Linked DNA regions of Mus musculus: regions 2 and 3 are each linked to region 1. A link is a loop called in an ENCODE intact Hi-C map of the cell type or tissue named here. Cell type or tissue: heart. All regions are shown on one strand. Region 1 overlaps Ptges2 (prostaglandin E synthase 2). Region 2 holds the start of Dnm1 (dynamin 1). Region 3 overlaps Fam102a (family with sequence similarity 102, member A).

Evidence for each region. A loop is a pair of places that touch in the nucleus more often than their neighbours do. Peaks named below come from ENCODE experiments on the same cell type or tissue, not always from the same donor. Only the 100,000 strongest peaks of a DNase experiment are listed, where the experiment ranks them.
Region 2: a loop joins it to region 1, with 5 times the contacts of the local background. A loop is called at or near these places in 8 of 42 quality-filtered maps.
Region 3: it touches region 1 in a loop (4-fold over the local background); 28 of 42 quality-filtered maps call a loop at or near these places.

The regions. Positions count from the first base shown.
Region 1 is chr2:32,400,420-32,408,419 of GRCm38, reverse strand. Ptges2 (prostaglandin E synthase 2) reads right to left here. Exons shown (of 7, transcript NM_133783.2): 4 at 7,868-8,000; 5 at 7,342-7,542; 6 at 6,816-6,933; 7 at 5,680-6,244. The coding sequence ends at 6,092. It also overlaps the pseudogene Gm13413. Among named protein-coding and RNA genes, the nearest start is that of Ptges2, 8.5 kb to the right of the region's middle. In heart, a CTCF peak has its summit at 3,532 (motif pointing right); DNase peaks (open chromatin) are centred at 3,509 and 3,790; H3K27ac peaks cover 5 bases.
Region 2 is chr2:32,348,890-32,356,889 of GRCm38, reverse strand. It overlaps Dnm1 (dynamin 1), which reads left to right and starts at 3,561. Exons shown (of 23, transcript NM_001301737.1): 1 at 3,561-3,841. The coding sequence starts at 3,681. Gm39787 (a long non-coding RNA gene) reads right to left here and starts at 1,131. Exons shown (of 2, transcript XR_866125.1): 1 at 1-1,131. It also overlaps the pseudogene Gm52590. In heart, a CTCF peak has its summit at 1,368 (motif pointing right); DNase peaks (open chromatin) are centred at 3,539, 4,039, 4,449, 6,236 and 5 weaker places; H3K4me3 peaks cover 2,205 bases; H3K27ac peaks cover 3,154 bases; H3K27me3 peaks cover 3,716 bases.
Region 3 is chr2:32,562,201-32,570,200 of GRCm38, reverse strand. Fam102a (family with sequence similarity 102, member A) reads right to left here. Exons shown (of 11, transcript NM_153560.4): 5 at 6,736-6,782; 6 at 6,442-6,599; 7 at 4,696-4,800; 8 at 4,397-4,613; 9 at 3,811-3,932; 10 at 3,644-3,713; 11 at 451-2,806. The coding sequence ends at 2,761. Among named protein-coding and RNA genes, the nearest start is that of Dpm2, 4.7 kb to the left of the region's middle. In heart, a CTCF peak has its summit at 3,316 (motif pointing right); DNase peaks (open chromatin) are centred at 1,860, 3,050, 3,348, 3,618 and 1 weaker place; H3K27ac peaks cover 480 bases.

The DNA of each region.
Region 1 (8,000 bases):
AGCACAGGACCAGACAGGAGAGCATCCCAGTGAAATGAGATATTGCCTCTTTCTTTCTTTCTTTCTTTCTTTCTTTCTTTCTTTCTTTCTTTCTTTCTTTCTTTCTTTCTCTCTTTCTCTCTTTCTCTCTTTCTCTCTTTCTCTCTTTCTCTCTTTCTCTCTTTCTCTCTTTCTCTCTTTCTCTCTTTCTCTCTTTCTCTCTTTCTCTCTTTCTCTCTTTCTCTCTTTCTCTCTTTCTCTCTTTCTCTCTTTCTCTCTTTCTCTCTTTCTCTCTTTCTCTCTTTCTCTCTTTCTCTCTTCTCTCTCTCTCTCTCTCTCTCTCTCTCTTTTTTTGGAGTTTTTCAAGACAGGGTTTTTCTGTGTATCCCTGGCTGTCCTGGAACTCACTTTGTAGACCAGACTGGCCTTGAACTCAGATATCCGCCTGCCTCTGCCTCCCAAGTGCTGGGATTAAAGGCGTGCACCACCACGTCCGGCTGTTCTTGCCATTTTCTGTCACTGTGAGGCCAGCCTGTGGTCCTGGAGGGAGCTTTCTCTCTCCTAGCACTTGCTGAGGCTGATGGAGAGGGCACCAGTGTGGGTATCTGCCTCCCTGTACCTTTACAGACGGAGACACAAGAGATCTCGTTCTTTCTCCGTGCCAAGTCCCCCATTCATTTCTCTTTCCTACCCACCCTCTACTGGGGGCATCTCTGTTTGCCTCTCAGGGCTGCTCCTACCAGGAACCACAAACTCAGTGACTCTGAACATGCCAGTTTCTGGAGGCCTGAAGTCCAAAGTCAGTAACACTGCCTAGAGTAAATGTGTCAGCCGGTCTGGCTCCTCCTGTATGGTTTGTCTTCTAGCTTCTGGAAGCTTTTGTGCTCTATGACTTGTGACCCTTTCTGACTCCCCAGCCACTGTGCTTCCACACAGAGATACAGCCTGACTCTGATCCTGTCTCTGTCTATTTGCTTTATATTTCTAATGTAGCTCAGGCTGCCCTCAAACTCACCTTGTAGAGGAAGAAGATGACCTTGAACTTCTGATCTTCCTGGGTTTTACTTCCTGGTGTTCTGGGTTTACAGTTTTGTGACACACTACCTGGCATTCTGCCTGCCTCTCTTGATTGCTTTTAGAGCCTGCCTAGACAAATCTCTCCATCTCGAAGTCAGCAGTTTGATCCCACCTAGAAATTCCCTTCAGGACATCAAGTGCAACATGTTCTGGGGATGACGAGCTTTGAGTCAGCTCAAAGGGGATCCTACATAGGGATCCCACAGCGTGTAACCACACACTAATAACCCTAGCACTCGGGACGCTGTAAAGCAAAGTATGTATGAGGCCAGCGGAGCTACACACTGAGTTCCAGATCTTGTCTCAAAAGACAAACAGAAAGGTACTCATTCTCTGGTACCACCAAGCATGCCCACCCACCGAAACCCTTCCTATTGGGTTAAAAACAGTAGAAGTGATGTCCAGGGAACATGGCGCACTGGAGAACCAGACAATTGGTTGGCTCTGTGGTTAACACAAGACTGCTCTTACAGAAGACCCAGGTTCAGTTTTCAGCACCCATGTCAGGGAGCTTACAATGACACTCTCCAGCTCCTGGGTGTGTGTGTGTGTGCAACGGATGCTCCTTGCCTCCATACGCATGCGCACACACACTCGCACAAGCACGTGCACATGTATGTGCTCAATACTTTAAGATAGTTCTTCTAAATATTTTTTGACTGTCCTAAATTGTTTATTGGATATGAATTTTACAAATATCATGTGTATTAGCGGTAATGGTGGAGCTGGAGAGTATTGCGCCTTCTCCAGGCTGCACGGTGGGAACCACCAATAGTGTGGTGGAACTTGTGGCCCTTTCCAAGGCCACAGCTCTTTCGGCCAGCAGATGTCAGCCCACGCATCTCTGTGTTTGTGGACTGGTTTGGTGATCCACTGGGTGTCAGGATTTCTTCTGATAGCTTTATGGAACGGATCAATGAGGATAACCTCAAAAAATTTATATGTGGAATATTCACCAACCCAGTAGGAATTCAGGACTCTCAAAGCCCCACAATGACGCCCAGCTCTCCTCAGCAACAGACTGAAGGCTTCGGACAAATTTCAGCTGGTTAACACCATGGTGGACAGGCTTGCCATAAGTTGCACCCTTAGGAACTGGGCGTTTACGACCACCACGGCGGACATGAATCCTGTAAATGACATAGCTTTGCTTAGCCTTGTACCCCAGTCTTTGAGCTTTATCAGGCCGGGTGGGGCGGGGAGCCCTGTGCAACTGGCGGTATTGCCAGCAGCGGACCCTCAGAAGAAAGCGCATCACATAGGACTGCTTCTTTCTCCATAGCTCCAGGATGTATTTGTATGCACCCATCTTGGCTCACCTGATGGCTGCCGCCAGAGGAAAGCATCTTCTAAATATTTTTAAGTGGAAATTTGACAAAAACAGGAAAAATCCCTTAGCCCTCCCTGGGGGCTCTCTCTCTCTCTCTCTCTCTCTCTCTCTCTCTCTCTCTCTCTCTCTACCATGAAGGAAGTATCTCGTTCTCAGGATTCTCCAGGATTTTCCGGTGTCCTTGACTCAGTGCTGAGAAACATAATGTCTTAGTCAGGGTTTTATTGCTGTGACAAAACACCATGACCAAAAAGCAAGTTGGGGAGGAAAGGGTTTATTTGGCTTACACTTCCATACTGCTGTTCATCACCAAAGGAAGTCAGGACAGGAACTCAAGGAGCAAGAATCTGGAGTGGGAATGTGGAGCAGGAGCTGATGCAGAGGCCATGGAGGGATGTTACTGGCTTGCTCAACCTGCTTTCTTATAGAACTCAGGTCCACCAGCCCAGGGGTGACATCACCCACGACGGGCTGGGCCTCCCATATTGGTCACTAATTGAGAAAATACCTTACAGCTAGATCTCATGGAGGCATTTCCTCAAGGGAGGCTCCTTTCTCTGCAATGACTCCAGCTTGTGCCTAAGTGACACACAAAACCATCCAGTACACACAGGGATGTTATTCTGAGGCAGAGAGCTGATGTCACTGATTATACACAAGCCTGCAGCATCTTCCAAACACCTCTGGACCCCAACCTCACCAACCCCACAGATGCTCACTGATGCCAGTTCCCCGGAGGAATGAGGCTTGCCCAAGGTCGCAACCAAGAGAGGACAGAGGCCCAAACTCTGCTCAGCCAAGACTATGGGCAACATGATGTACATCTATAATCCCAACGCTTAGGAGATTGGAGGAGGTACAAGTTCGAGGTCATCCCAGGTTATATGGCAGGTTCCAGCCCAGCCTGGGCTACAGAGAGCTTTCTCAAAAGCAGACCACAGGAGACTTAGAGTGAACATGACAGAGACCAGGCACTGGTCCCTGGGACAGTTCTGACCCCTGTGAAATGTGATTTTTCCTACTTATCTCCAAATGCTTAAATGCTGGAGCTATCAGCCCAGACATCTATTTGGACAATGAAGATCACCTAACCAAACCTGAAATTGGCCACAAGGTGGCAGCACCATGTTCCTTCCATCTCCTGAAGGCTTTGTAGGCTCTCTAGTGCCTCCTGGTGGCTGTGGGAAGCACGCTAAAAGAAGAAAGGTAAGCTTGCTAGGCCTAGTGAGTGTGGCCACTTCAGTCTTTCTCCATTAAAGTCATAGGAAGCCAGTCTGGCTAGCATGGTCCTTGGGGTTTTCATCACCGGCCAGCCAGTGCAGTCTTCTTCCACCTACAGCAACCTCTGGGGAAAACACTCAGGTTTGATTCCCCTGGCTCCACCAGCCCTTCTGCTCTCTGTGGAATGCAGAGGCAGAAGAAAACACGAACATCATGTCTGTGGAGATGAGGAGAGAGGGTATGTCTGATACCTGAGACACAACCTACCTGCTTCCTAAATCAGATGACCTCAAGGGGAAGCCAAGGCGAAACACAACTCAGATGACTTCAAGGGGGAGCCAAGGCGAGACACAACTGATCCAGTGCAGGAGCATGGAGAACACAGGCTACCAGCAGTGGGATTTCCCGGGCTATGGGCTATGGTGTCCTAGTGAGGAGACATCTCACCACAATATGTGTGTGGTGGTTCGTATATTAGCAGGTGTGGCCCTGTTGGAGTAGGTGTGTCACTGTGGGCATGCCCTTTAAGACCCTCATCCTAGCTGCCTGGAAGGCAGTATTCTGCTAGCAGCTTTCAGATGAAGATGAAAGACTTTCATCTCCCAGATGAGTCTCCTCTCAGTTCCTCCTGCTCCACGCCTGCCTGGAGGTTGCCATGTTCCTGCCTTGATGATAATGGACTCAGTGCTGTACCTATAAGCCAGCTCCAATTAAATGTTGTCCTCATGAGAGTTGTCTCCGTCATGGTGTCTGTTCACAGCAGTGAAATCATTACTAAGGCAATGTGTATACCAGCTGCTTCCTTGGGTACAGTGGGATTGAGGGGTGAGTCGGCCTCCTCGAGGTACCAGGGAACAGCAGTTGACAGAGCCTTGAGAGGGGACATGGAGGCTGGGAACAGGGATGCTGCTGTTCAGGCTCTGCTTCCCTACCTGTAGCAGCAGATCACCTGCAACTGCAACCTCACAACCTGTGAATTCTGAGGATACCTCATCTGCATAAGAATGAAATTCAAGTGCTGCTGGACATGACCTTTTAAGGGGAGAGGGAGTTTAACACGGCCATTGGACTACATGACCTCCTCCGGGGGGCAATGGTGGGGGTACAGGCTAAGTGCTGGGACATGCAGGCTTGGGGTTTGGCTATGCTCTACCCCAATCTTGCTCCTCTGCCCCTCCCTACCACCCCATGGCTTTGCAACCCACAGAATGCAAGGATGGAGAGATGAAGGTTTGTTGGCTCACAACCATCTTAACTCCAGTCTTAGGGGATCTGAAGATTTCTTCCAACTCCACAGGCACCAGGCATATACATGGTGCAGACACGTATGCAAGCAAAAACCCGTACACATTAAAAAAACAAAACAAGATTCTACGGACTGTCCCAACCTGGGTCGACCACAGGCTGCCTGAGGGACCCTCAGCAGTATCTCTGGGGCACAGCCCCTAATTGTACAGCAGAGGTTTATATACCTGGCCTTGTTGGGCCTGGTGTCCTAATGTGGACTTGACCTGTACCCATCCCCCAACCTCCTCATCCCACGGTGACATCGTTGGGTGTTTTGTATTTTGAAGCTGGCCTCAAGCTCAATATGAATGAAGGTGATTTAGAACTTCTGATCTTCCTGCCTCCTGCCAGGATCACTAAGTGCGCATTACCACACCCTGCATAAATGACAGCCCGGGTGGAAACCAGGGCTTTATATGTGCTGAGACAGCATGCTACCCACTGAGCTGCGCCTGCAGACCCACTCTGTCTTTGGGAGACAGGGTCTCATGCCGCAACCCCAGACTAAACCCCTACTCCCACCTCAGGTTGTGGGGATTACAAGCGTGTGCTCCCATACCCAATTTCCCCACAACTTTCTCAGAGGCAGGACTATCAATGTACCCATTTGACAGATGGAGGCTTGGACAGGAACATCACTGCCCAGAGCGCCATGGTCAGTGGGGAACATAATCAGACTAACACCAAATCCTGGTGATGTTCAGTGGGCACCAACTCCACGGCAGAGGCACCAGGGCTAATACAGCCTGCCGTGGCAGCGCCAGCAGCACCATTGTCAGACCAGAGGGGGTGGCAGACCTCTCCTTTATTACAAATACAATAGTCCCAGGGGCACCTTCGAAGAGCTGAAACCTGGAGGCATGTGGGCGGGGCTTTGTTAACACACTGCCTTCCCCTCCTCCAGGGCAGGAGCCAGTCTGATCCCTGTCAACAAGGGACTGGGCCCTAGCAGAGTTGAAAAGGAGTCCCTGTTAGGGGACCAGGCCTCTGAACTGGGGTTGAAGGGTAGGCCTTTGAGACCCCAGACCCTTTACCCACAGAACAGCTGTAAGTTTGGGCCTTGTCCTCAGCGTCAAGGGCCCTAGAAATGTCCAGTATCAGAAGCAGAGAACTGGGGGCTAGGTGGACCAGAGACAAAATGACTCTGCCCTCTGTGAGCACAGCCAGGGGCTGGTCCAGGTCTTGTGTCCCTAGCAACTAGTCTTTGCAGCTAGGGTTGACATGATGCACCGAGGGGGCTTCTTCAATGGCCCGCTCCATCCGCAGGTACCAAGGCTGGATGTGTGAGTGTCGCATCAGGTCGTCGAAGGCCTCCAGACCCTCCATCACTCGCAGCACACCATACACTGCCTAGGGAGGGATCAAGGACCAGTCACTGCACTGGGGCCGTGGGGGCACCAAGGCCTCAGATGAGGCATCCACACTGCCTGGCTGCTGCCAGTTGTGTAGGATTTTGAAGAGGAGATATCTCGGCATTTGGTCAGACCAAGGCTAACTTACAAGACTGCTCAGGGATAGGGTCTAACACCAGGCCAGTGAGACTTGCAGGTTAAGGCCTAGAGCCCATGCATGCAGCGACTGAGCTAGGACATTGGACAGGAAGCCTAGGCCATGCCACTCCAACTTAGGCCCCTGGATCCTGCCCAGCCTGAACCTTCCTTCAAGAGCCTTGCAGGTATGAGAACCATGGAAGCTGTTTGCTTTTGCTTTTCCCCTGACAACACACACGCATGCACACACACACACACACACACACACACACACACACACACACACACACACACACACACACACACACACACGGAAAACAGACACAGTTCCTTTGGGGAGCAGGGAGCTGCAAAAGGCGGGCCTTCCCCGGGCTTTCCCTTCCCCACTGTCCCTACCCAAAGGCAGGTCACTCTTTCACCATCAGACGTACCAGGTCAGCAAGGTTAGGCTTCTGACCCCCCATGAATGGCCGGTCTTTACCCACGGCTGTCACCCACTTGTTGGCTGCTTCATAGAGGTCTACCCGTACATCATCCTGCAGGTGGTGCCTGGGTAGAGAGAACGGTTGGGTCAGGGGACTCCTTCCCAGGCCCGCATGAGCACAGCCTCCTCTGCATAAAGCAGAAAGACAGGGTGACTGGGGTGGCCCTAGGTGAGGGGACGGTCCCTACATCACTGAGTAAATGACCCTCGAGTGATAGTGTGTGGCTCAAGATGAAAAGGGACCCTGACAAGGAGACAGAAGTAGAGGGCACAGGGTAAGGCCATGGCTCTGACCCCAAAGCCTGGGCTAGGGACTGATCAGCCGAGCTGGGTCCCAGGCCTGGCTTCTCTTCTCTAGGCTCAGTTTCCCTTTCCCCTCCTGAGGGGTTTGATGGACGCTACCCAGAGGCCATGCCAGGCCTGGGGAGAACGGGCCCTCTGCTGTGTATGCATACCACTGCACGAGCCATCACCTGCTTTTGAGGCGCTTGCTGATGAGGTACATGGCAGCCGCGCCCACATACTTGGCCATGGCAGCCTCCACAGCCCCAAACTTGCCCTCACGGACAATGTAGTCGAAGGAAGCCAAGGCCTCAGCGGGTGTTCGGTACACGTTGGGAGAGATGAGATGCACCAGCCAGTCATCCGCCCACTGCCGCCACTTCATCTCCTCCCTGCAGATGCAGGACACAGAGAGTGTTGCTCTGTCCCTGAGCCAGGGCCAGAGCTCTGCCCCAACACTCAGTCTTCCACAGGCTTCCTAACCCTGAGACCCTTCAATACAATGCCTCATGTTGTGGGGCCCCCAACCATACAGTTATGTCATTGCTACTTCATAACTGAAATTTTGCTACTGTTGTGAATATGTAATAAACATCCAATATGCAAGGTGTTTGATATGCAGCCCTTGTAAAAGGTTCTTTTGGCCCCAGAGCACCCGACTCTGCCTGGTCCACCCCACCCCTCATTGCAGCTCCATGCAGACGCAGATCCACTCACGTCCTGGCTTCCTTCCCGCCATACATCTGCTGGGCCTCCTTCTCGTCCAGCATGAGCCAGTACTTGTTGCAAAACTCGGTCACCTCCTTGCCCTGGTCATTCATGGCCTTCATGGGTGGGTAATAAGTGATGA
Region 2 (8,000 bases), 52 kb after region 1:
TAGCTAGGAAGATAGCTCACTTGGTAAAGGGTTGACCTTGTAAGGATAAAGACCAGAGTTGGAACCCCCAGGACATATTTAAAAAGCCCAGGATGGAGCCCATGCTTGTAATTTCAGTGCAGAGGAAGCAGAAAGAGCAAGACCCCAGGGCAGGTGGTCAGTTGCTGTACCTACAAGAGGAGCCCCAGGCCAATGAGGGACCCCATATCAAAAACCAAGGTAGATGGCAGCCAAGGACACCATCGACTTTCTCTTTCACCCTCTGCCCACACATCCATGCACACGTGCACACACTCACACACCAACACACGAAAATACATAGACTCTCAGTACAGACGATGCTGTCAGTAGTCACACCAGCCTCCACTGGCAGCTTGACTCTGTCACTTCTTGGCTTTGTGACCTTGGACACATTACTCGGCAGCCGCTCTGTGCCTCATTCTCCTCACCTGTCATAGCAAGCTATTAAGTTCTGAGATGGAGCCAGAGGAAGCGCCCAGGGCAGTCACTGGCTGGGAGGAACGGCTTAGGCTATGCTCCTATTAATAACTGGGCTCCGTGGTGGCCAAACGTCTGGAGCTCAGCGTAGCATCCACCCTTCCCAGGGTTCAAAGCAGAGGGCCAAAGCCACTTTGGGAGCTCTCATTTGAAGGATGTATTGGCCCTCAGAACACTCAGCATCTCTGCACTTGGACTCTCTCTGTAGAAGCCCTCTTTCAGCCTTGACAAAACTATTTCTCGAATAGGGGGTCAAAGGGTATGTCAGGTGCGTTTGCTTATCAATTGACACCTGTGTGCAATATCCTCTGCCCACAGCATCACCCTCTTCCACACCCCAACTTCAGTGTGCCCAGCAATATCTAGAGAACTTGGTCCCTGTTACACTCAAGTTGTGACACACAATGTCCTGGGTGAGGCCCGGATTTCTGACCAACTTCCCACCATGTCCCAGTGGCTCCAGGATTAAGTATCACAGGGCAGCTAGCACAATCTCATTTTGTAAAGATAAAAGGTAGGCTACAGAATGAACTCTCAGCTCTAACACTGACCCAAAGATGGGAAGATAGCCCTGAGGCTTTCAAATACTTCTGGAGAGTGTGGTTTTTTTTTTTTTGGAGACAGGGTTTCTCTGTATAGCTCTGGCTGTCCTGGAACTCACTTTGAAGACCAGGCTGGCTTTGAACTCAGAAATCCACTTGCCTCTGCCTCCCGAGTGCTGGGATTAAAGGTGTGCACCACCACGCTCAGTGAGAGTGTTCTTTCTTTCTTTCTCTCTTTCTTTCTTTCTTTCTTTCTTTCTTTCTTTCTTTCTTTCTTTCTTTCTTTTTTTTTTTTTTATTTTTTTTTTTAGATTTATTTATTTATTATATGTAAGTACACTGTAGCTGTCTTCAGACACTCCAGAAGAGGGCGCCAGATCTCATTACGGATGGTTGTGAGCCACCATGTGGTTGCTGGGATTTGAACTCCGGACCTTCGGAAGAGCAGTCGGGTGCTCTTACCCACTGAGCCATCTCACCAGCCCCCTTTCTTTCTTTTTTTAATTATATGTAAGTACACTGTAGCTGACTTCAGACACTCCAGAAGAGAGAGTCAGATCTCCTTACGGATGGTTGTGAGCCACCATGTGGTTGCTGGGATTTGAACTCATGACCTTTGGAAGAGCAGTCAGTGCTCTTAACCACTGAGCCATCTCACCAGCCCGAGAGTGTGGTTTTAACAGTAAGTTTTACCACTGTGTTTAAGGGGTGAAATCATAATACTTAGCTGGCAGGAGAGACGTCATGATCTAGAAAGTGGTTTTCCCAAGGTGTGCTGACCCTGTGAGGTCCCCAAATGTGGGGAAACTCAACTGCACTATTTGTAGCAGTGGAGCACTAGAGTCACACTTTCCCCTCAGAAGGATAAAGAAGAATAACAAAAGCTCAGTTGCAATGGTCCAGACAGACATCTTCAAACTGTATGCCCAGCCTAACTTGATGGTGCTGGTCACCTTGGCTCACATCCCTGTCCTCTCTAGGCTGGCTGAGAATAGCGGCTCTGGATGAGGGGTATTGGGGCTGGTGTTTCAGCTCCTGGATTTCTGATGTGGTTGGCATGGTTGTTAATGAGGGTCAATGCACACCAGGTCTGGGCTGGGCCTCACACAGACATTCTATTTTGTCATTGTGCCAACTCTACAGATTAGATAGCTATGACCCAGAAATGACCCAGAGGTAAGGTCTGGGTGGTTCTCCCCTAACTGGAAATCCCTTCTCACTGGGCTCATGGTCCACACACTTCTAGTCTCTGTTCCAGCATTATTATCCTGTATGAGTTAACAACACAAGCCCTGCCCCAGCCCTGCTCTCCACTCATCACCCCCGGAAAGAGTCATATTTATTGGCATATGACCCCTCCCTTTTCCACTTGACTTTGAGCCACTTGTAGGTGGCTTGTCACTGCCTTGTCTCTGGGGTCTAGCGGGAGCTAGCCTGCTCAGCAACCACACATTCAGTGGGTGAAAAAAATGGATAGTCTCTAATGCCTAGGGCACTTCCCTAGTCTCAGAACATAGAAGTGACCCGATAACCCTCTCTTTCTTGGCTTCTTTGTCAGGAGTCCTAACTAGGTCCTTCTTGATGCAAAAGTGAGTAGCCGAACCTAGATCCAACTATCTGTCTGTGTGAAAAGGACAGGCAAGTATGGCTGCAAGAACCCCTGGTTTGAATAGCACTATTTGCCACTCTGGGCCTGGCGCTCATCCTCTTGGAGCCTTAGAGTTCAAGACAAGAACTTTTGCCTCTCCTCGGCAGCACTTCCTAGGTATTGGGGCCTTTGCACTTCCTGTCCACTCCATCAGGGTGTCGGGCCCCTTCTTATCAGTTAGGTTCCCTTTCAAAGGTAATTTCTTTGGAAAACCTTTGCCCCCTTCTGGCTAATGTGACTTTCCAAGCCCTGTTGGTTTTCTCTGTTTCTTCTAGTACAAACGCTCTTCTGTGTCCCGTCTATCCCACCACCTGTAAGATCTCTGAGTGTAAAGTCCCTAGCTGTTCTGCCGAGTTTTGTGTCTGTAAACTTAGGAAGGGGTCTAGCTTATCATGGGCTCCTGGTAATTTGTTGAATCAATGGTTTTTCTTTCTTCCTCCTAGAACCAGAAACACTGAGGCCCCAGGATAGGAAGGAATATGCTGCAGATTTTTGATTAGTGTCAGAACCTAGACTAGAAAGGCTAAGTGGACTAGGGTTGACTTTGGTCAGCTGACTGCAGCAGCCTGTGGGTGCCAGATCTTCCCTCTAAGGCCTCAGTTTCTCCACTGGGAATAACTGCTGAAATGAAGTAATCATGACCACCACATACTAGCCCATTTCTAGAGTTAGCACCCCTAGCCATCACCAAAAGTATTATCTTCGGTGCAGCATCCGTATCCCAGAAACACAGGTAAGTCTCCCGAAAGCCGCAGAAGAAGAAAACGACAACACCCATGGCGCCCCGCGTTGCGTCTGCGCATAGTGACCAGTCCGCGAATCCCCGCGCGCCATCTAGCGGCGGCCTGGAGAAGCGCTCCGCTCGGATCCCCGAGGGGCGGGGGACCCGCGGCGCACGCAGTCGGGATATTCGGCTGCAGCCGCGAAGCCGGGGGCCAAGAGCCAGAGCAGGAGCGGCGGCCGGATCGCAGCCCGCCGGGCCCGCCGCAACCATGGGCAACCGCGGCATGGAAGACCTCATCCCGCTGGTTAACCGGTTACAGGACGCCTTCTCCGCCATCGGCCAGAACGCGGACCTCGACCTGCCGCAGATCGCCGTGGTAGGCGGCCAGAGCGCCGGCAAGAGCTCGGTGCTGGAGAATTTCGTGGGCAGGTAGGAGCGGCGCGGACACCCGCATCACGGTGCCCCGGGTCCCCACCCCGGGATCCGACGGTCTGGGCGCTGCTCTAGCGGACCGAGCGCCCCCGCCCCCCGCTTGAGTCCTGGGGTCCGCAGCGCCCCCGCCAGCCCGCGGATATCAGTGGAGTCCCCCCACTCACGCCCCCTCGTTCACCCCATCGTCTGTAGAGCGACCTCGGCAGAGAGCTGTCCTTGATCGCCAATACCCTCACCGAGGGGGCCCACATTACTCAGCGCCTCACTGGGAGCTGAGAGCACCCAGAGGGCAATATCCCCTTCCTGGGCTCCTTGGAACCCGCTCTGACCCCATGGGAATTCCTGGTCGTGACAGGGGACAGCCCCCTCCCCCAGTCCCTAGAAAAGGACACAGCCCCATAGGCATCGGAGACCAGGCACAACCCCCCCACCCCGCACACGCACAGGCGCGCGCGCGCGCGCGCGCACACACACACACACACACACACACACACACACACACACACACACACACACACCTCTGCGGCTCCCGCCGCCATCCGTGCGCAGAGAGGCAGAGGGGGAGGCGCGGGCTGCGGTGCGAGGAAAGGAAGGGGGGGGATGGCAGCGGGAGGAGAAGCGGCCTGTGAGCCTCTACGGAGCAGCCTGCCTTCGCTGCACCCCTTGGGAAGGGGCTGCTTGTCAGCGTCCTCCTCCCCTGGCCTGGCAGAAGGGTTGTGATGGAGAGAAAAGGCGGCAGAGGGCAGAGATGACTAAGTCCAGGAGGCAGGATGGCGAGGAGGGGGGTGGTGAGCCATTGCAGAACCTAATCCTCCTCTGGCCTCTGATCCCACAAGGCTCTGGGAAGGCCAGGTGGCAGAGTGGAGGAGAGCCTTAGAGACAAAGGGTCTTGGACTTAGAGGGGGCAAGCAGGGTCGTGACCCCCCTCCGCACCACCTCCCTAGGCTCCTTTGGAGCTAGGGAAGACAGAAGTGGCATTTCTGGTTCTTAGAAAGAGCAGCTCATTCTAAGCTCAGGTGCACTCTGGGAAGGGGACTGCCAGGACCAGAGAGGATGCACCAGTGCTAACCTTGACCCCTCACCCGCTAGGTGCAAGCTCTCATCTTTCTAGAAAGTCTTGCTTTCTTGCAATGACCTTCATGGCTAAGGAAATGACAGGCGTGAGGGAGAGGGAGGCGGCGGCGGCCCCTCCTTCCAGAGAGGAACAAGCATTCTGTGGGGTGACAGCTGGGTCTAAGCCAGGTGCTGCTGGAAAACCTTGGGCAAGTCACTTGCCTTTACCAAACCTCAGTGTAGTATGGACAGACTGGAGGGTTGATGCCACCACTTACACGTCCTGGGAAGCCACTGTGAACCCACCCCGGGGTGGGGGTGGGGTGGCGGGAGGAAGGGGGCCTGAGTGAGAACCATGTAGTGGTGAGATGTAGACGTGCCACAGTGGAAGTAGCTCTGTCTGTCTTGTCAGCAGAGAGGAGCAGCTGTCTCTGGATCATGTGACCCCAGAGCTGCAGATACAGGCAAGAAACCATATAGATGAGCCCCTTCCCGGGGGTCCAGCAGTCAGGGCTGTTGGGGATGGAGGAATGTCCAGCGCCCTGAAGACAGGGCCGTGGAGGGGTGTCGTGCACTTTACAGTGTGCATACCACAGCCCCATCTCCCATGCTCTGAGCATTTGCTGTTCTAAGCCAGACTGTGTGCTCTAGTTAGGGGGTGCAAACTGGAGCCCTTCCCTGCTTTGCTGTAGCCCCTGTGATGCAAACACAGTGGTGTCCACCCTATAGACGGGCAACTGAAATTAGATGCTTTTCTCAAGGTCACATATTCCCAAAGAGTGACACCTGTCAGACTCCATCTTGATCCTGCATTGGTCATGGGGACTGATTGGAGTGTAGACATCTGATTTCCCATTTGTAGAATGGGGACCCCTGGAAGCTTACCCGGACCTCCTAAACCAGTACAAAAGCCATTTGCTAAATCCATGGAAGAGAGACGCTTTGAGAGTCTAGAGACTGGGAACCTGTCCATGACGTTTTGCCCAGTGCAGTACCCAGCCCAGACCACAGCAGGTGATAGCCACAACTGTTGACCTGTCGAGAGGCCGCTGCTCCAGCCAGGAGGGCGTGGAAGATGCCCAGATGCAGGTCTGGGACGGAGGAGGAGCAAGCGGGCAGGCTTGTTAGCCCTTAAAAGCTAGTGAAGAAGCCACAAAATGAGCAGCAGCAGTACTGAGGCTAGGGGTGGGGTCAGGCTCCAGCCAGCCCCACCCGTGACCGACCTCACAGATTCCCTACCTCTCTGCCTAGCTCTGGGTCCCCAGACTCGTGAACATGGTAACAACAGCTCTTTCTCCTGGGCCTTTCAGAGCGCCAAACCCCCACGGAGAGGAAGTGGGAAACTCCCTAGAGGAAACAAGCCAATTCAGGCCAGGCAGGCTCCCAGGCATCCAGGAGGACCTCGTGTCAGCTCTGCAATGGAGGTGACCCAGCAGCTGTCCGGGACCCTGCTAGGTCTTGTCTGAGTCTCTGCTGTTCCTTTCCCTTCCCTTTACAGAGGCCAGCTCACTCAGTCATTTAGCTGTCATTCTTGGAAGGTCCACAGCGGTCACACTAGAGAGTCTTTGGTGAAGCTGTGCATTCTAGAGAGAGAAACCGAGACACCTGTAAGCTGCACTCTGTCTCCCAGGAGTTGGGCTGCCTTTCACACGGAGGGCTCAGAAGGTCTTAGAGGAAGGTTGCACCCAGGAAAACCAAGCAGGGCCAAGCTATGTGAGAAGCTGGGAGAAAATAATCCCAGGCCAGTGAACAGCAGTTCAAAGGGCCTGGGGCAGGAAAGGGTCAGTTTGAGATACAAACAGGCACCACAAGGTTTAGGCAGGAACGGTGGGACAGGTGTAGACAGGACCTCCATCTGTGAGCCCTCAGGCCATGGCGAGGGATTTGGTTTGTTTTCAAGATCCTTGGAGTGGTAGGGTGACCTGAGATGCTTCTGACAAATGGGAGACAGGAAGGAGGCAAGAGCCACGTCTAAGGACACCCCTCCAGGGATGCCGGAGAATGTGGGCTTAGATCTGTGTGGGGCCAGGTCCCACTGGCTGATAGACAGGAGAGGGAGTGGGAGGGGCTGAGCAGGAATCCAGGGTGACTTCAGGGTCAGGGGTGATGGCATCATGCGATCAGGAGACCCTGAGGATCTGCCCTTAGGGGCCAGTGGGGTGGTGTGCATAAGTTAAAGGCAGTGGGGATTCAGTCTTGAGCATATTGAGCCAACGATGCCCTAGACAGCTCCTGGTGGCAGTGGTGAGCTGGGGGAAGGGCCACGGGAGATACAAATTTGGAAGCTGCTGGTGTAGACATGGGATTCAGTCCCGAGAGAAGGGATGAGATCATACAGTGTAGTGCAGCTGGAGAAGTGTCTGTGGACCCCAAGATTCTCCAGCATTTCCTGAGCAGATGCCTTGTATCCTCAGTGCTATCTCTCTGCTCCACTCTGGGGCCACCTGCACACCCTCTCTCCCAGCATTCCTCCAGGGTAGCAGGGCAGGTAAGCGTTTACCTTTTGTCCCGAGCCAGGGGGTGGGGGAGAAAGAATGGGAACAAGGTGACCACAACAACCCCTGTGCGTTTTCCTCTCTCCCTGGCTGTCTACCGTTTTCACATCTGTAAAATGGGTAAGGTCATGGCCCCTGAGAGACTTTGTTGAGGGTTGAGTAAACTCAGATGTAGCAGGGATGTGTCTTTTCCATCCAGTGGGGCAGAGGTGGTAGGCAAGCTCCTGCTCAGAGCCCAGTAGCCAGCCAGGGAGAGGTCAATGGTTGCTCCCTACTCCACAGGCTTGGCCTCCATTGTCCTTCTCTACAATGGGCCTCACTTTCCTGTGGGAAGCTGCCCACCCTCATTGTTAAGTCCATACTCTTTCTGATCACTAGTGAGCCCATTTCTCAGAGTTGGAGACTGAGACTGAAAAGAGTGAGGGGATTTCACAGACATTCAGAGATAAGGAGTCCCTAGCCTGGGATGGGCAGAGAGAAGGGACATGTCCTGGGCTCGCCCTGAGGAAGTGACATTAAGGCTGACCTAGATTAAGACTAGGTAAGACAGAGAAGCTGGAGGAAGAAGGAGCCATGCAGGTGTGGGGAGAACCAGTCTGAAGGGGCAG
Region 3 (8,000 bases), 160 kb before region 1:
TGATTAGGACCAAAAGTGGGGCTTTAAGATCCCCGAATTGATGCTGGGCATGGTGGTGCATTTCTGTAGTCCCAACACTCTGGAGGCATGAGGAGTAGTAGGTCTCCTTAAACCTCATGGCTAAAGGAAACCTTATAAATACCAAATAAAAACGTTTTATTCTTTCCCCAAAACCAGAGTGAGACACCGTCTCAAACAAGAAGAGGTTCAGGAGTAACAGGTGTTCTCCGACCTTTGTCAAGTGCCCATTCATATTCATACAAACATGTGTGGACATATATGTAATATGTATGTGTGTGTTTGTGGTGAGCATTATGACTGGGGTCAGACTGGAGAACACTAACCTACTTTCCCCAGCATGTCATCTTACACATACATGGCTAACTCCTGTTAGCAGCCCCCAAGTCAACACGGTGATGAGAATGAAAAGAAACACCAACAAAAAGCAGTAACAAAAACATCGGCATTTAATTCCACCCCCAAACCAAACATTGACACTAGGCTGATTTCCCCATATGACATAATTTTCTATTATAAGCTGAGACAGATATGAACAGCCCACGGAATGGGGTGCAGTGGTAACCTGGTTAGAAAGGAATAACACAAAAGCAAATTCTCCCCACAGAAGAAGATGGGCCTGCTCATCCTGCCAGACCACGTGGTCAGCTGTAGGGTAACCAGAAAAGAACCCTAAAAATATTGCAGATCTTTTATATCTCTCTAATAGAAACATTAAACTGTCTTACAGGTCCCAAACTGGCATTGCATAGACCAATTCCTTTTCAAAAATACCTCTAATATATCCTCTATCTTTGTATATAGAATTTGAAGTCCAGGTGCTCTGGGCACCCGTGGGGATCACTGAGCGCAGGAGGAAAGGCTCTTAGCCTCTGGCTGCCACCAGTGTTCATTTGGTTGTGGTCATGTTTTCAGCTAAGTTATCCTGGCCCAGTGCCTGGAAGCAGAGGATGTGGCAGCTCTCGTCTACTGGAGTGGCCATCCAGTCCCAGACCTTGGCTTGAGTTAGGCAGGGGCTCTTGGTTTGGGGCAGTCTTCCTGACAGTACCAACTGCTTGGTTTGGAGCCCTGGAATTTAGAACTAGACCAAAACAATGCTGACTGGGGAAGGTAGTAGACAAGCACACTAGGGCTCTGTCCATCTTCTGGTGGTCACCTCACCTAGGAACAGAGCTGCCAGAGTCCCTTAAAGTGCCAGGCACCTGCTGGGCAGGATGGAATCTGAGCTGCCGGAACCTTCTCTAGCCATGTTCTGCCTTGCCTTGGCAGCATCTTCTAACATTCATCTGCTGATTAAAACAACGGCTACAGAACCTATAGAAATGATCTGGTCCTGACACCAGGCAGCTCTAAGACCACAGCCCCAACTTTTGCTAGCTGAGGAAGACACAAACTAGGCAAGGACCTTCCCAACCTGGGGAGTCCAGCCATCCCCACCCACAGAAACAATGTCCCATACTCGCCTATCCCCAGCCCTGCTGGGGTGCAGGTGGAATGGGGAACAGAGGCACCTATCTCCCCTTGTTGGGGTGGAAGGAATACAAGAACTGTGAACTCAGGAGGAAAAACACCTTAAGGGGCCAAGGAAACACCAGCCTGCTGGGTTGATACAAAGTGAGTGAAACTTAAGGGGGTGGGAATTTATCCAGGGCTGAGCTGGCAGCCTATACTCTCCTTAAGCAAATTATAGGACAGAAAGTGCTGGGGTTGGGGAGGTACCAAGAGGGTGAGTAGTAGGGGGAAGACTCCCCAGGGAAAGCACACCCCTTGCCCAGGAGGGCTGAGGCTCGTCTGGCAGGAAGCCAGCTCCAGTTCACCCAGTCACAGGCCACCTGGCTGACTCTCTAGCCTGGAACCCAGCCCAGGCCGGCTGACATGAGAGCAGGGGAAAAGGCCTTTGCTTACCCAGCACGGCTGGGCCTCGTCCTTCCTTTCCTGCAGGAAGGCCAGCTGCTCAGGACCCAGCCCTGGGCAGATGGAACCATGATGCTCAGGCCCTTCTAGGCTCCGGTCTTGGGTCTGAGTTTGGGGTTAATTAGAGGGAAGGGGTAGTGCCACGTTCCAGCCGGGCGACTGTACCCTAGGTCTGGTTGCACAGCAGACAGCACCCAGGAGGTCTGGAGAAGGGCAAGGGCCGGTGGCTGTGCTGGGGACAAGCATGTGCAAAGTGCAGGCTGCAGGGCAGCAGGAGGACAGTTAAGGAGGTGGGGTCTCAATCCAGAGTGTGGGGTTTGAGGTCTTAGCTCCCAGGAGAGAGCTGCCTGCAGGTCTCCTCAGGATAGAGAAAAGACAGTGAAGCAGTAAGCAGAGGGTCACAGGTGGCAGGGTTCTGGGGTGGCCCAGCTCGTGAAGGGCAGGGACAATGGAGCAAGTGCCCCGTCAGCCTGGCTGAAGCTGCTGCTCCTGAAGTGGGTCGTGGGGGATGGAGGGATGGGGCAGGCCACAAGCACCCAACATGGAATGGCTGTGTCCTTTGCTGGGCCCAGGTCCTCTCCAGTCAGGGCAGTCCTGGCCAGCTCCATCTTGCCCCATTTTCTAGTGGTTCGGAGGACAATATTCACAGTGGCACCCAGGACCAGTGGTTCCAGGGTGGATGGGAGGAAAATGGAATGACGCTTTGGGGGCCAGTGTGGCTAGAGTAAGAGGAGGCACAGATGCAATGCAGAGCAGATCCTCCAGGAATGCCACGGGCCTGGGTGCCAGAGATGGCAGGACCCTTCTTCAGCCGGACTCCTGGGTCCCTCAGTGGCTCTCAATTACGACTGGCTCGTAGACTCCCGAGGAGACTCTGCAGGGTGGAGAAAGGTGAGCAGTTGAGAAATTGCAGTTGCCGAGCAATCCCCTGGCCAGAGAGCTTCACATGCAGTTACTCTGCCAGTCTTTAACAGTCCGGCAGAAACTGAGGCCCCAGAGGTGTTCAGTCATTTGCTCAGGGTGACAGAAATAGCATCAGAGTTGGTAGTGGTGGTGGTGATGGTGGGGTCCACAGCTGTGCCTGGTCCCCTCTGGACACCTGCTGTGTACCCACCTGGGTGGACCAGTCCTCTCATAGTGACCCTGGCAAGGAGAAACTGTTCCCTGTGTCATCTGACAAATGAAAACAGGTTTGGAGGACTGCTAAGATTCATTAAGAAGGCAGGAGAAAGGGAAGGGGCCACATCTATTCTCCTCCAGGTTAGTTTCCCTCCTCCAATCTTGGCTTCTCATTTTGCAAATGGCCTAAGGAGGTTCCTGTGGTTTCTTGCTCTTCCACCCTAGGCAGCCCAGGACTGATGGGAGAGGGTGGTTGTAATTTCTAGTCTCAGCCAACAGGGGTCAGCAGAGCAGCACAAGACATACTCCAAAGTTTTTGTGCTCTGGATGCAGAAGTTCCAAAGACATGTTCCTAGCTCCCAGGAACACAAGGAAACGCCCCAGGACGCCCCTGCACACTGGACACTACTCTCACTCACTGCCTCAAAGGCCTGGGGAACCATAAATACTGCAGATCACTTTGTACAAAGGCCTATGGGAAGGCATAGTTAGCAAAGGACTCTGAAGGTGGTGGGGCCCAAGGTCACTGGTAACAAGAATGTTTGAAGCTGGGGATCCCATGGTTGTCTCACCTCCCTGTCCCCGCCCCTACCTGTTGCCCAGCTGAATGCCGCTCAGTGTGGTGGAGCCATCACGGCTCACGAACAGCCGAAGGTTACTGTCTGTGGGGACAAAAGGGAGGATGAGGCTAAGAGGGACAGACAGGGACAGCCTCTGGAGGCCACCCTTACCCCAGCTGGCTTGGAGTGAGCAGCTCACCCTCAGTGTTGCTGCCATCAGTGAAGTCCTGGCTCTGCATTATCTTCTCCACAATGTCGTCTGCATCAATTCGAGTGTCATCTACCCAGGTTGGGTGGCTCTCCACAGAGTCTTTCTTTCGCCTTGGGGGAGAGGGACAGAATTATGACGGCACAGTGACAAGTTCAGCAGCAAGACAAGTATGCTCCCAGCACCTACAACTCTAAAGCATTTTATGCACACCCCATTATGCACTTCACTTTAGCCACCCTTTCACCTCATTCATCTCAGGGGAGGGTGCTGACAAGCAACAGACTAGGACTAAGGGGCTAAGGAGCCTCCCTGAAGCCAAACTACCTGTGTGCTCAGACAAGGTGTGTCGTGTCTATACACATTACACACAGACCCACCCCCGGCAGCACTTTTACACTCAGCCCTTGGTTACAGCATAATCATTTGGCACGCTGAGATGGAGACTCTACTCTGTCTAACCCTGTGTGGGCAGATGCAAAGAGCTGGAGGGAGCACTGCAGGGAGCACTGAAGGGAGCACTGAAGGGAGCACTGGAATAACTGTTTACCAGGCAGCCCCAAACAATGAGACTCACCGAAAAGAGCGATCTGATAGATGCAAGGGGCGTGGGGGGCGTGGGGGCTTCTCAGGAGGCCGAGGTGGCTTCTCAGAGGGCCGATGCTCCCTCTCCATGCCCTCAGGACCCTCTACAGCCATACTGAGGCCACCAGAGGCGCTGCTGCTGGTGGATGTATTTCTGCGGTGTGTCAAGTCAGACAGGCTGGAGGAGCGAGAGTGCTCTGTACTGTAGCCTGGGGGGTGGACAATATTGGGGAGGTGATCACAGGGGCCCAGGGCTGTGGGAGGTCCCAGGGTTAGGTCCCGACCACTCACCAGATAGCTTGGACTGCTGGCTGGCATAGCTGGAGTTGCGGGAGTGGCCAGAGTGGAACACCTCCTCAGGACTGGACAGGCTCTGGTCTGGCTCCTCTGGTAGTCCTGGGGAGAGGCGCAAAGCTCCATTAAGGTGCTACCTCACTTGTAACCTCAACAAGCCTTCCATGGGGCACTGTGACTCCATTCTGCAGACTGAAGACCAAGGGCTAGAGAAGCAGCAATCTGCTATAAGCCACATGCTACTCTCGGTACCCAGGTAACCCATTCCACAGCTGTTGGGAATACATCTGTCACAGACCTTTAGCCAGTTATCTACAATCATGGTGAGTGGTGTGACGCTAAAGCAGCACACGTGCAAGGCCTGGTCAGTCTGTGGATCAGGGAAGGCTCTTCCCAGACCACCTAATGCCGTGTTAGGACACCAAGGAGGGGAGACGCAGGCAGCAGGCACAGGGTCTTCCATGTGGGATGGCATACTAAAGGCCTTAAAACTGACAAGAGCTTGGGTTCAGGGACAAATCTGGGAAAAGGGTAGGTCTGGGTGGAGGATGCTCCAGGTCATTTCAAAGCAAACTTCCCTTGTGCTCCCCAGCTGTAAACACAAGAGAACTAGGTGGGCCTAGGCATGGACCTAGAATGCATACATCCGAGTCCTGCCAACCAACACAGAAGGGGAGGACCGGACTCACCCTTTCCTCCTCCACTGGAGATGAGCGTGTATAAACAACCAGGCTACTGGATGAAATCTGGTCTGCCCGGATTCCAACCAAAGCCATGTAGGGTTTTGTTTGGTCTTTTGAGATAGGGTCTCACTCGGCAAATGACCTAAAACTCATGATAAAGACCAAGCTGCCTCTAACTCAGAGATCCACCTGCCTCTGACGTCTGGGATGAAAGATGTGCACCACCATGCCCATTTTTTATTTTAAGATAGGGTCCTCTGTAGTCCAGGCCAGCTTTGAATTTACTATGTAGATTGAACTTCAGATCCTCTTGCCTCTACCTTCCCACTCTGGGATGATACACATGGGCTAAGCCAGCTCAGGTTCTCAACATGTTTTGTGCATGTGGCAGGCAGGGGAACCAGCTGCTAAGACACATGGGTCTTCAAGTACTACTCTGCCCAGAACAGAACTGTTTACTCAAGGGCAACTCCTGTGCTGAGATAACCTTGTCTCCTCTGCTCACCAGCCTCCATAAGACAGAGAGCACAATGGTGCCGGGAAGCCCCTCTGCCTATACACAGCAAGTCAAGGCAGGTAGCAACAGCAGCTTTCTGCACTGGACCTCCCCTGGATGCTGGGTCTGCAAGAAAGCTGGGCGTAGGGAAAAGCCAAGCCCTGGTAGTTAGGTCTACCCTAGGTCTCAGGTCTGGAGGGCCAGCTCCAGACATGTGCTATCTGCTCACTATTCACCTTGGGGCTTCTCCACCTCCCAGTACTGAGTAGCTCTAGGAGGGTATGTGGGGTTGAAGCTATCATGGTATTCACTCACGATCAATGGCAGAACCAGCAGAAGCACGCTGCCCCTTCTACCACCCTATCACCCTCTTTTTGAAACAAGGTCTCACTGATAGCCCTGGCTGGCCTGGAACTCACAGATCCTTTTGTCTCTGTCTTGTGAGTGAAGACATCTTGCCTACCATGCCTGCACCTACCTCTTGATAAGCATTTTCCTGGGACAGAATGTTCAGGGGAGAAGGTGGTCATAGGCAGGGGAGAGATAAGCAGATGAAGATGGTACCTGAGCCCAGGATGGTGGGCCGGGTCTTGGGGGGCCGGGATCCAGTTAGGGAATTGGTGCTGCTGCTGCCACCGCTGCTGGTCCCACCACCTTTACACGTCAGCTGCAGGGAGGAGTCCTGGCCCGGGATGGAGATGGATTTGGCGGTAGACGGTGGCCTTAGGAGGACAGAGGGGTATGTGACTGGGGTGCTCCAATTTCAGAATCAAGCGGAGCCAGGGGTACCCCAGAACCTGAAGAAAGAAAGACTATCTCATAGCCCCCGTTCCCACTTATAGCCAGGATGACACTCACGTCTTGAAACAGGGGTCCCCAGAGAGCAGGAACATGCCAATGGTGACCTAAGGGTAGAAGGTAGACATCATTACCAGCTGCTAACACCAACTCAGGGCAGCCTCTGAGCTCTGGTCCCAACTCTGTCCCTTCCCATGTCACCTGCTGTGGTGGTCTGTGTATGCTTGGCCTAGGAAATGGCGCTATTAGGAGGTATGGCCTTGTTGGAGTAGGTGTGTCACTATGGGCATAGGCTTAAGACCCTCATCCTAGCTGCCTGGAAGGCAAGTCTTCTACTAACAGCCTTCAGATGAAGATACAGAACTCTCAGCTCCTCCTGTGCCATGCCTGCCTAGATGCTACCCTGCTCCCCACTCGATGATAATGAACTGAACCTCTGAATCTGTAAGCCAGCCCCAATTACATGTTGTCCTTTATAAGACTTGAGTTGGTCATGGTGTCTGTTCATACCAGTAAAACCCTAACTAAGATACCTGCCCACAGTGAAGCCTGTATCCTGTGTGGAGGACACAATGAGTAGTCAAGCGGAAGAAGCCGGGGAGTGAGGCGCACGCCTTGAATCCTAGTACTCTGGAGGTAGAGGCAGGTGGATGTCTGTGAGTTCAAAGCCAGCCTGATCTACAAAGTGAGTTACAAGACAACCAGGACTATACAGAGAAACCCTGCTTTGAAAAACATAGATAGACAGACAGACAGACAGACAGACCAGTGTACTGGCTGGTTTTGGGTGTCAACTTGACACAAGCTGGAGTTATCACAGAGAAAGGAGCTTCAGTTGGGGAGATGCCTCCATGAGACCCCGCTGTAAGGCATTTTCTCAATTAGTGATCAAGGGGGGAGAGGCCCCTTGTGGGTGGTGCCATCTCTGGGCTGGTAGTCTTGGGTTCTATAAGAGAGCAGGCTGAGCAAGCCAGGAGAAGCAAGCCAGTAAAGAACATCCCTCCATGGCCTCTGCATCAGCTCCTGCTTCCTGACCTGCTTGAGTTCCAGTTCTGACTTCTTTGAGTGATGAACAGCAATGTGGAAATGTAAGCTGAATAAACCCTTTCCTCCCCAACTTGCTTCTTGGTCATGATGTTTGTGCAGTGAAACCCTGACTAAGACAGACCACCCAAGGTCACTTGGCTGGCACCATGCACCTGAGGGAACAAGTTGGTCCTGCAATGATAAATTATAACCAGACTGTGAGCTCCAGAGGCCATATTCAGTACATTTGCTCTGCCCAGGTGTGTTAGAACAGAACTTTGAGTTGGAGAACAGGACTC